2 separate regions of the Homo sapiens genome follow, and region 1 is linked to region 2. A link is a loop called in an ENCODE intact Hi-C map of the cell type or tissue named here. Cell type or tissue: psoas muscle. All regions are shown on one strand. Links, peaks and the distances in the headings refer to the core of each region. The heading gives the core; the rest is flanking DNA. Region 1 overlaps MEF2C-AS1 (MEF2C antisense RNA 1). Region 2 overlaps LINC02161 (long intergenic non-protein coding RNA 2161).

Region 1 (4,405 bases), core at 281-4,280, 270 kb before region 2:
ATAGTGGATTAGTGCCCTTATAAGAAAAGACATCAGACAACTAACTCTCCTTCTGCCATGAGGGGATGCAGCAAAAAACTGGCCAACTGCAAGCCAAGAAGTGAGTGTTCACCAGAACCTGACTATGCTGTCACCCTGTTCCTGAACTTTCAGCATTCAGAACTGTGAGAAATTAAGTTTCTGTCATTCAAGCCAGTCAGTCTATGATATTTTGTTATGGCAGACCAAACTGACTAAGACTCAGTCATTGATACTTTTTTTCCCCTAATTTGTGGTATTTATAGTTGTACCATCTTATTATCATCTCATTCAAGATCGTGAAACTTGTGAAAGAATTAAAACAGAATCCTACTCTTCAAAAGGTTTGAATAGAAATAAGTAATAAGTGATTAAAATAGAATTTAGGCTTGTGAACTAATAAAAAAAAGTAATAAAAATCATAAAACAGAGAAAGAAAGGAATGAAGGATAAAAGAAATAGAGTCCTTTGGAATCATAAAATGTCTTGCAAACGTCATCAAGTAGAATAGATTAGCAACAATACCAATTGAAATGGATTGACCTCTTACTACATTCTAGGCACCTTCACTTTCCAAAGCTTTTTCATTTATCCTCAAATAACCTTCTGAGGAAGGTGAAATACCATTTCTACCCTCATTCTATAAGGTAAAAATAAAGCCCAGGGAGGTAAAATGAAACTTTCCCAATATTACAGTGAAATAGCAATTCCAATGCAAGCCTATGAAAGAGCTAGGACTATACTTTAAAGCATTCATATGCTCCATAAGATTTACCTCAGTAAAAACTATTTTCTCCTTATTTTTTACTTATATATAAAGCTACACCCACATAAAATACTTTTTATTAGCATTTACTTACTACTTCTCAATCTTAAAACGGAGGCAAATGTATATGAAATGTCTAGGACAAGGTTTAAATTTTAAACTTTTAAGAATATGTTCCTGAAATGTTCACCATTTAGCTAAACTCTAGTTACTTTTCTATCTTCACACAAACCCGCAACGAAGATCTAGTATCTTGATCAATCCAAGTGAAAGGAAAAACTTTTATTTTTCAATGTGTCTCTCTTATTTCCTAATTGCAATTAAAAAATTGTCTATCTAAGTTTAGTTGTGACTTTCAAACTTGGATTTTAAAATAGAAAAGGGAACTATAACACTCTTCCTAGTGTTAAGTCTGACAGTTTAGGTGTGTTGTCATTAGTGGAGTAAGTAAACAAACTCTGACTTTATCTAGCCCAGGTTGTTTTACACCTAACTGATTTTATTAATGAGATCTTGTTCAGCCCCTCCAGTGTGTTGGCTAGAACACTGAGCTGGATGGCCTGTGTTTTATTTAGATCAGCACATTTTGTGGCTATGGGATGGTTAACACACTTCCTTGGGGTTCTGGGTGGTGGAAGCAAGTAAAATTTTACTAGGTGGCCTTAGAGGGAACCCGTGGTTTTATACTACTTCCAGGAGAGGAAGAGCAACAGGGAGCGACTTGATCCTGCTGGAGACATTGTCCAAGGGTGCGTTAACAGGAAAGGATGTCCAGGACAGAGCTGGCCAATTCTGCTAGAGGCCAGCTGACATTCATGTGGTTTATCTAGATCATCCCTATGAATGTCACTGAGGAAACAGTGTTTAACTTCTTAAAATATCTCCTACAAAACTAAAAGGAAATTGCACCAAGTATGGCATCTGGGAGTGAGGTACACAGCTGCCAAAGACAGGAAATCTAAAGTAAAGCTGCCTCCCCCAACCATTAGATTCCTTTAAAAATAATTCAGATTCTATGATAATCTAAATGAATACAGTCAGAGAGATTCTGAATTTCATTGTTTTCTAAGCAGTCTAAGCTAATGTGTCTCAGATTTTCCATTGGTGGTTGGTGTGATGATGCAAATAGAAGGAACAGGTTGGTGATTTGTATTAAAAAAAGACGTAGAACAACTTCCAATTGGTTACAATTTACAGTTGGCCAAGGAGTAAACACAACTTCTAGACTTGCCAGCCTTCTCAAATTGGCCATTTTTATCTCTCTTCCTGCGCTAGTTGCTCAAAGCCATATCCAAAAGTACCCTGACACAAAACCACTGAAGGGTGTGGTCTCTGCTTGTCCTGGGCAATGAACAGGGAAGCTATTTATGTCTAGGGCATCTCTATTCAGTGACTCATGTTTCGACTGGAAAATTGGCCACAGCTTTCTAGCAGCTCTTTCCTGCCAGCTCTCCTGGCATGCTACCCAATGCTTCCACTGCCCCACCCTCTCTCTCCTTGCCCAGTCTGCTTTTATATTCCTGAAGCCCCCACTTAATAATAGTCATTGTTCCATGTTAACCTTGAGGATCTGGGAGAAAGGACAATGAAGGGCATAGCTGTATGCTGTAATGAGCATTTGGCGCTATAGCAGGTGGAAAAGGCTTTGGGGATCTGGGCAGATTAGGAGGAGAGGGGGCTCTAGCAGATGTTGAAGCAAGATGATGTATTGCTGCTCACTCTGGGATTCAGACAATACCAGTGCAAAAGTAGAATAGGGAAAAGGGGAAAAAATTGATCCCTTCTGAAACAAACTGCACTAGAAACCAGACACACTTGAAAGTGAGCATTTAAGAGACAAATTTGTTGCCAGGCCCTGGGTTTTCTCCTGCCTTTTCTTTCTCTCTCTCTCTGTCTCTCTCTTTCTCTCTCACTTTCTCTTTTCTGATAGCATATCAATTGCCAAATTGTCCTTTTAATTAGATTGTTAACTACATCCAGGGCTGGACATATTTCCTATCAGTTTAAGGTTCTTATTAATATGACTTTTTTGCACCAAAAAAAAAATAGCAGTGGATGGATCAAGAATTTCATTTTCATTTTAGCCTTATCTGAGAACCAGGAAGCCATGTTAAGCAAAGGCAAATGCCATTTAAATGATGATTAGTTCACCATTTGAAGAAATATATATTTAAAGCTGTCCTTTTGCACTGAGCTAGGCAATTAAATAACAAAAATGTTGACATTAACAAATGCTTCATTCACTTTATAAAGAATAATACAAATAAACCTTAATCTTAATAGGTTTGTGATATTTTCAGTTCTGATTTTTAATATTTATTGCAATATGTTTTGTAAAATTCTAAAAATAAAGATAGATGAATTACCTACTGTAAGATATGGTTTGCACAATTATTCATATATATGCATTCACACACATGTATATAATACATTCTGGGTGTGGAATGAAAGCCAAAATCCAAGTATTCATCAAATGTAGACAAAAAAAAATCACAATCCTTAAATGTTGATAACACTGAAAACAATTGTGGACAAACATATTTCAGAGAGTGGTATATATGAAGGTTTGGATTGTCAAAAATTAGTCCTAGGAATTTTAGCTTCCCTTTTCCTCAGCACTCAATACATTTACTCTACCACATCAATTTGAATAAAAACAGGAACAAAATCTATTGATATTTCACCCATAAGAAAGACATTAGAAGCTAGAGATTGTAACCTATAACTTTTATCTACTTGGCTACATTGTCTATGACTAGATTTACTTAGAGACCATCTTTATGATAGGAAAAAATGATAGAGCAAATAGAGAAATAATGATGAGAAGAATTTTCCTCTTTCTAGTAACAGTTAATTGACTAGAAAGCCTGTTTGTGCTCATCATATATTATTTAGATTTTATTTAAACAGTAGCAGTTAAGTCGAGTACTACTATTTACATTGTCATAAATCTGATTTGAATAAAGTTTCATAGATTTTGTGTCTGCACTGCCATATCTACAAAGCAGTAAAAGGCACTAGCTGGGTAGGTAGTTATCAAGAATGACAAATATCCTAAAGTTGTTAAATCTCCCATTCTGAGGAGTTGAAGTGGGAAATGGAGAGATTATTCAACTCTATCAACATCTGATACAGTAATTTGACTTACTTAATCATTATGTCTCATCTTCCATTATTAATTTAAACAATTTTGGAATTTATGTATTCACGAATCAGACTTGTGTGATAGTAAATACGCATTAAAAATAGTATTTTGTGGAATATTTCAGAACTTGTACTTTTTACCATTTGTTCTTAGGCAGGTAGAATCAAGTAGTTCACTAAGGCTTGAATAATAGAGGGTAAACCTCCTAGTTCTAAGATGTCTGATATCTGCTCTGTAAAAAAATAAAATAAAATCACCCAAATTTCACTACAATAAAACAAGAGCCATTTTATTATGCTCAAACAATCCATGGGTCAGAACAAGGCAGAGTGGATATGGCTTATTCTATTATCATGCTCTATGTCTGCAGCATTAATTGAGGAAACTCAAATGATGGAGATTACCAGTGTTGCTGGGGTGTGGAATGAGCTAGAAGCTCGTTCATTCACATAAATGTTGCCTGGTTGGAATACCTC
Region 2 (4,405 bases), core at 249-4,248:
AAAATAATGACTACCTGATTTTGGTAATAAAGTACAATGCACAGCCTATAGAATACCTAGTTGGATGCATAACATCTGAAAACTCCTACCTGATAAATTAAGATATATCTGAAGTGTTCCTATAGTTTGTCCATTATTAAAAATAGTGTATAAACATGTTTATTTCTTCATTTACCTGTCATATTTGTCCGTTTTTTTTTTAAAGAGTGCAAACCATGCACACTTACAGAAACATAATTCTTTAAGAACACCTCCTTTCCTAACAAGGCAAATCCATGTCTGGGGGTTACAAGGAAACTGAAAGTCACAGCAGCCATAGGACAGACACTGGCCATCTATTTTGATGTTACAATAGCTACAGTGGAGTTTAAGCTTTTCATGTTTGCCCAGAGTTAAAAGCAGAAATCAAGACAAGTTCAAGAAGGGAAGAAAATTATATACTGTATCACCATATGATATTTTGCTCCCTGACTCCAACCCCCTCAACCCTAGATTGAGTCTGGCGAAGGTAATCATTGTGAAGTTAAAGATTTAGAGAGAGAGAGAGAGGTGGAGAAATAGAGGGGTTGAAGATAAGTCAACAAGAATATTTTTCTTGTCAGCAGTAAAATGTATTTATGAATGCTTCATTGCCATTCTGATGGTGATAGAAGGAGGATTGCAGAAGTCACAATAATGACATAACTAAAGGAGCAAATTCAGTTTTCCCTCATTTCAGTAAATATCCCTCATTCATTTTATCCATCAGTTCTAGGAAAGCTCTCTTTTCAGAGCATTTGTTCTCGGCTCAGTGAAGCTGTACAGGTGGTACTGCCTCAGCAGGAAACTGTCTTCTTGCTGAGGGACCGCCAATTATTTGTAGTGAAACTAAAACAGAGGAATAAATATTACATGTTGATGGATGCTTGTCAGGAAAGGGAGTGAGGTACTTTCAATGGGGCTTGTCAGACACAAAAACCTTCAGCAAATCTGCATTTTCAATGGCAAAGTGGCTAGAATTTTCCAGCTGCTTCACTGGTGAACCTCAAGATTTATCTCATAAATTTAAATTATAGATGACATAGCACTGGAATGGAAATAGATGACACCTTTAAAAATAAATCTAGTGCAACATTTGGGAAAAGGAATCACACATTTAAAAGGGAAAAAAGAAAGTTCCAATGTGCCAAAACAGAGCTTTTATTTGTTGTCCTATTTACTATTCTCTGTCTAAAATTAGCATCTCTCTTACTTTTCCTCTTTAGTCCCCTGTACACGACATGCTGTGGAGGAGCTAAGAAAGTTTTGTGCAATTCAAGGAGTAAGCTGGGTTGCAACTATAACAAAAAGCTTGCCAAGGTTGGGAGCCAAACTGGCAAGGTTTTCTGTTGTGTCAGCGTTTAAGTATTATTGCAATGTTATCGTATCACTGAAGAAAGGGGAACATAGAAACAGCAGAGCCAAATGCTAAGGAACATTTGAAGGAAAGCGTGTACCTAGCTTCAATAGAGAGTTTGACTGTATTAGACGGGGCTTAACTTTAATAGGAACCAGTCAATTCAACTTTAATTTGATCATATGAAATAGTGTTTTTAAAAATTTATTCCAGCAGATCTTGATTCCAGCAGTCTTTCCAAATCAGATGATGGTGAAGAATAATAAAGAATATAGGTCTGAAAACCGGCAACATCAGATCAAGACTTGCTTGCATTATAAGCAAATTTCCACTGGCCAGAGCAGGGAGAATAATTTTCTCCTGGAGGGAAATTTGAGAGCAATAAATTTGAGGATTTTCCCCCTTTCATGATGTTATTCACATGTCCAGGTAAAAGTCAATTAAAATTTGGAACATTTGTCATAAGAAACCACAATAGAACTCATGATTTGAGCAACAATTAAACCAAAATCGTAAGAGTCAATTGAGAAAAACACACAAATGAGAGCACCAGCTAGAAGCAAAATGAGTTAAATCCAAGCCATAACCTGTTATTAACATAAAAATGTTTATTGAGGGGGGAACAAGTGTAGCAACATTTTGATCATCCCTTGCAAGATATTATGAATGTCAGGCTGCACTAGATTAGAAGCTTTTATTTCTATTTTTATTTTTTAGCACTACGTAAAAAGCAGAAGAAACACACAGAAAAAAAAGAGCTCTTCCTGAGATAACTTTTCTCACCACCATTGATCATTTCTGTTCTTCTTTTCAGGTCAGGCATGGAAGTACTCATGTTTGGCTCAGAGGTTGTTAAAATTGAAGTGGTTAATTTAAGAGCTTTGCTCAGGTTCACTATTTGCCTCACTTGATTTCTAATTGCTTGTAGTTAGAAGGAGTCAAATATATTCTCACCTAGTGATCAGTTTTGGTTTTCAAGTGACACTCTGCATGTGGAGCTCAGAAAAACCAAACACCTACAGGAATGTGTTGAAGAAACCAGATAGCAAGGCCGCCAAGTGACTCAGACTCTGCTTCCATTCCCTAGGGTTTATCAACTTTGTTAATGGGGCATATGTGCTGAGAATTATATAACATTAAACATGGGGAACATTTCCTGGAAAAAATTTCCATTCTTCCTCAAAGCCAATGCATTGAGAGGTCTAGTGTCCAGGTAAAACACCACCCTCTAGTGTACATCTCTAAATAATATTGCTGTGACTCCTCTGATGATAATGGTTATGACAGTTGAGAATATTAAAACAAGTATTACAATGAGGATCATCTTCTATTAATATGCAGAATGGAGCACATGCAAAGACTAAATGCATAATGAGTGATCAAAATAATTGTTGATTTTCACTCAAAATGAAGCAAATTGTTGACTAAATGAAATAATTCAACACTGACTTAAAAAAAGACAAAGCTCATTAGTTTTAGGAGTATTTATTGAGTATATAGTGTGGGATATATGTTGTTCTACGACTGAACAAAGACAATAGTCATTTACGCTGAAAAATGGAAGAAAACTATTCTAAGAGGCGAATGCAGGATACATGAGGGATCCCCACGACGCCTGTTTTTTGGAAAATAATATAAATTGCTGGGATCAAGGTGATATTTGATTACCTAAAGAACACTAAAATGTGATAACAGAAACATAAAAATGTTTCTTGGAAATCCTCAATGTAATTGCCAAATAAAGTGTAAATTCTCCTGTTCCATAAGGAGAAAAACTAATGGACACATGTCTAGATTAAAAGCTTTTTTTGATGTCATATAGCCAGATTCCAAGTGAATCAAAGGAGTAGATGGAACAGCTGAAAGTATTCTACACCTGGCACGAAGAGTGTTGAAAAATCCTATAAAGACATTTTTGTCATTGCTCCTTCTCTCTTTGTACAGAGCTCAAAGAAATTTAACTCTTTTGTCAAAAATATCTGCAGCTCCTTTCTACACTCATGAATCTCTCAGAAAAATTTTTTTTCTTAATCATTTCTGATCTAAACTGTTGGATGTAGAATTGGCCTCTGCATAAAAGTGTGAAGTATTTAAGTGGTAAAATTCTGCCCATAGAACACACAGTGTAACAAATTCATACATATTTTCTCAAATAATATTTTCAAAATGCATTACTGAAATTCCTTCTTTGGTATTTTCCAATGGAATCAGAAAAAGTTTAGGATTTCCATCTACCAAAAAAATCATTGCTCATCAATGTAATCTTTTAGCTATCAGCAAGTTATTTACACTTTTGCTATGAGCGAATCTTTTCTCATATACCCACAATGGTGATCTAACTGCTTCAAAACATTTTTGGAAGTAGTTGGAATTTAATTAAATACTTATGTATGTATGCATGTATGCACTCTAAGTTTTCATGTGTACATATAGTAAACATCAGCTAAATACAATGTACTTAGGTTTAAAAAAAATCCCCTAAAGGAAAAAGATAGTAAAATTGCCCTAGAATTTGTCTTATTTTTACAGCTAAGAAAGAAATCCAATTCATTAACACCCTGACTCTGATTCTAACTAGGTATAGGAGTTGAGAAAAATAACTTTTCTTCAAAGATCACAGATTCCCAGTTCATATAATGTGTAGTAGGATGGAATAATGGCACAAGTCCCTCTACATGGTAATAGTCTATGACTAGTAAGTCTTAGTAGTTTGGCTCTCTAATTAATATTAAAATATAATATTATATTATTTGGGGAAATTTTAGATTAACATTGATTATAATCAATGCCAAAAAAAAATCAGAAAGAAAGACCTTTAAATAATTCCGTCTAGTGCTGGTGCCTTCCTCTCTTGGTCTAATGCTGTGTAAGCACAGCAGTTAGCAGGGCAAGATGAGAAATGAGGCTGCCTGGATTGGAATCCCAACTCTAATATTACTAGTTACTTGGCCTTAGTTACTTAACTTCTCTGTGCCTTATATTTCTTACCAGTAATGAGGGCATAAAAATAGCACGTCTTCTGCTTTGTAA

Evidence for each region. Hi-C counts contacts between places; a loop is a spot of excess contacts. Peaks named below come from ENCODE experiments on the same cell type or tissue, not always from the same donor. Only the 100,000 strongest peaks of a DNase experiment are listed, where the experiment ranks them.
Region 1: it touches region 2 in a loop (2.9-fold over the local background); 1 of 110 quality-filtered maps calls a loop at or near these places.

What each region holds. Positions count from the first base shown.
Region 1 is chr5:89,456,031-89,460,435 of GRCh38, forward strand. The region is part of intron 8 of MEF2C-AS1 (MEF2C antisense RNA 1); the gene reads left to right. Among named protein-coding and RNA genes, the nearest start is that of LINC02161, 120 kb to the right of the region's middle. In psoas muscle, for the core only: no CTCF peak of the experiment used is centred there; a DNase peak (open chromatin) is centred at 2,241; H3K4me3 peaks cover 566 bases; H3K27ac peaks cover 2,335 bases.
Region 2 is chr5:89,727,625-89,732,029 of GRCh38, forward strand. The region is part of intron 1 of LINC02161 (long intergenic non-protein coding RNA 2161); the gene reads left to right. Among named protein-coding and RNA genes, the nearest start is that of LINC02161, 150 kb to the left of the region's middle. In psoas muscle, for the core only: a CTCF peak has its summit at 2,609 (motif pointing left); no DNase peak of the experiment used is centred there; H3K4me3 peaks cover 991 bases; H3K27ac peaks cover 2,184 bases.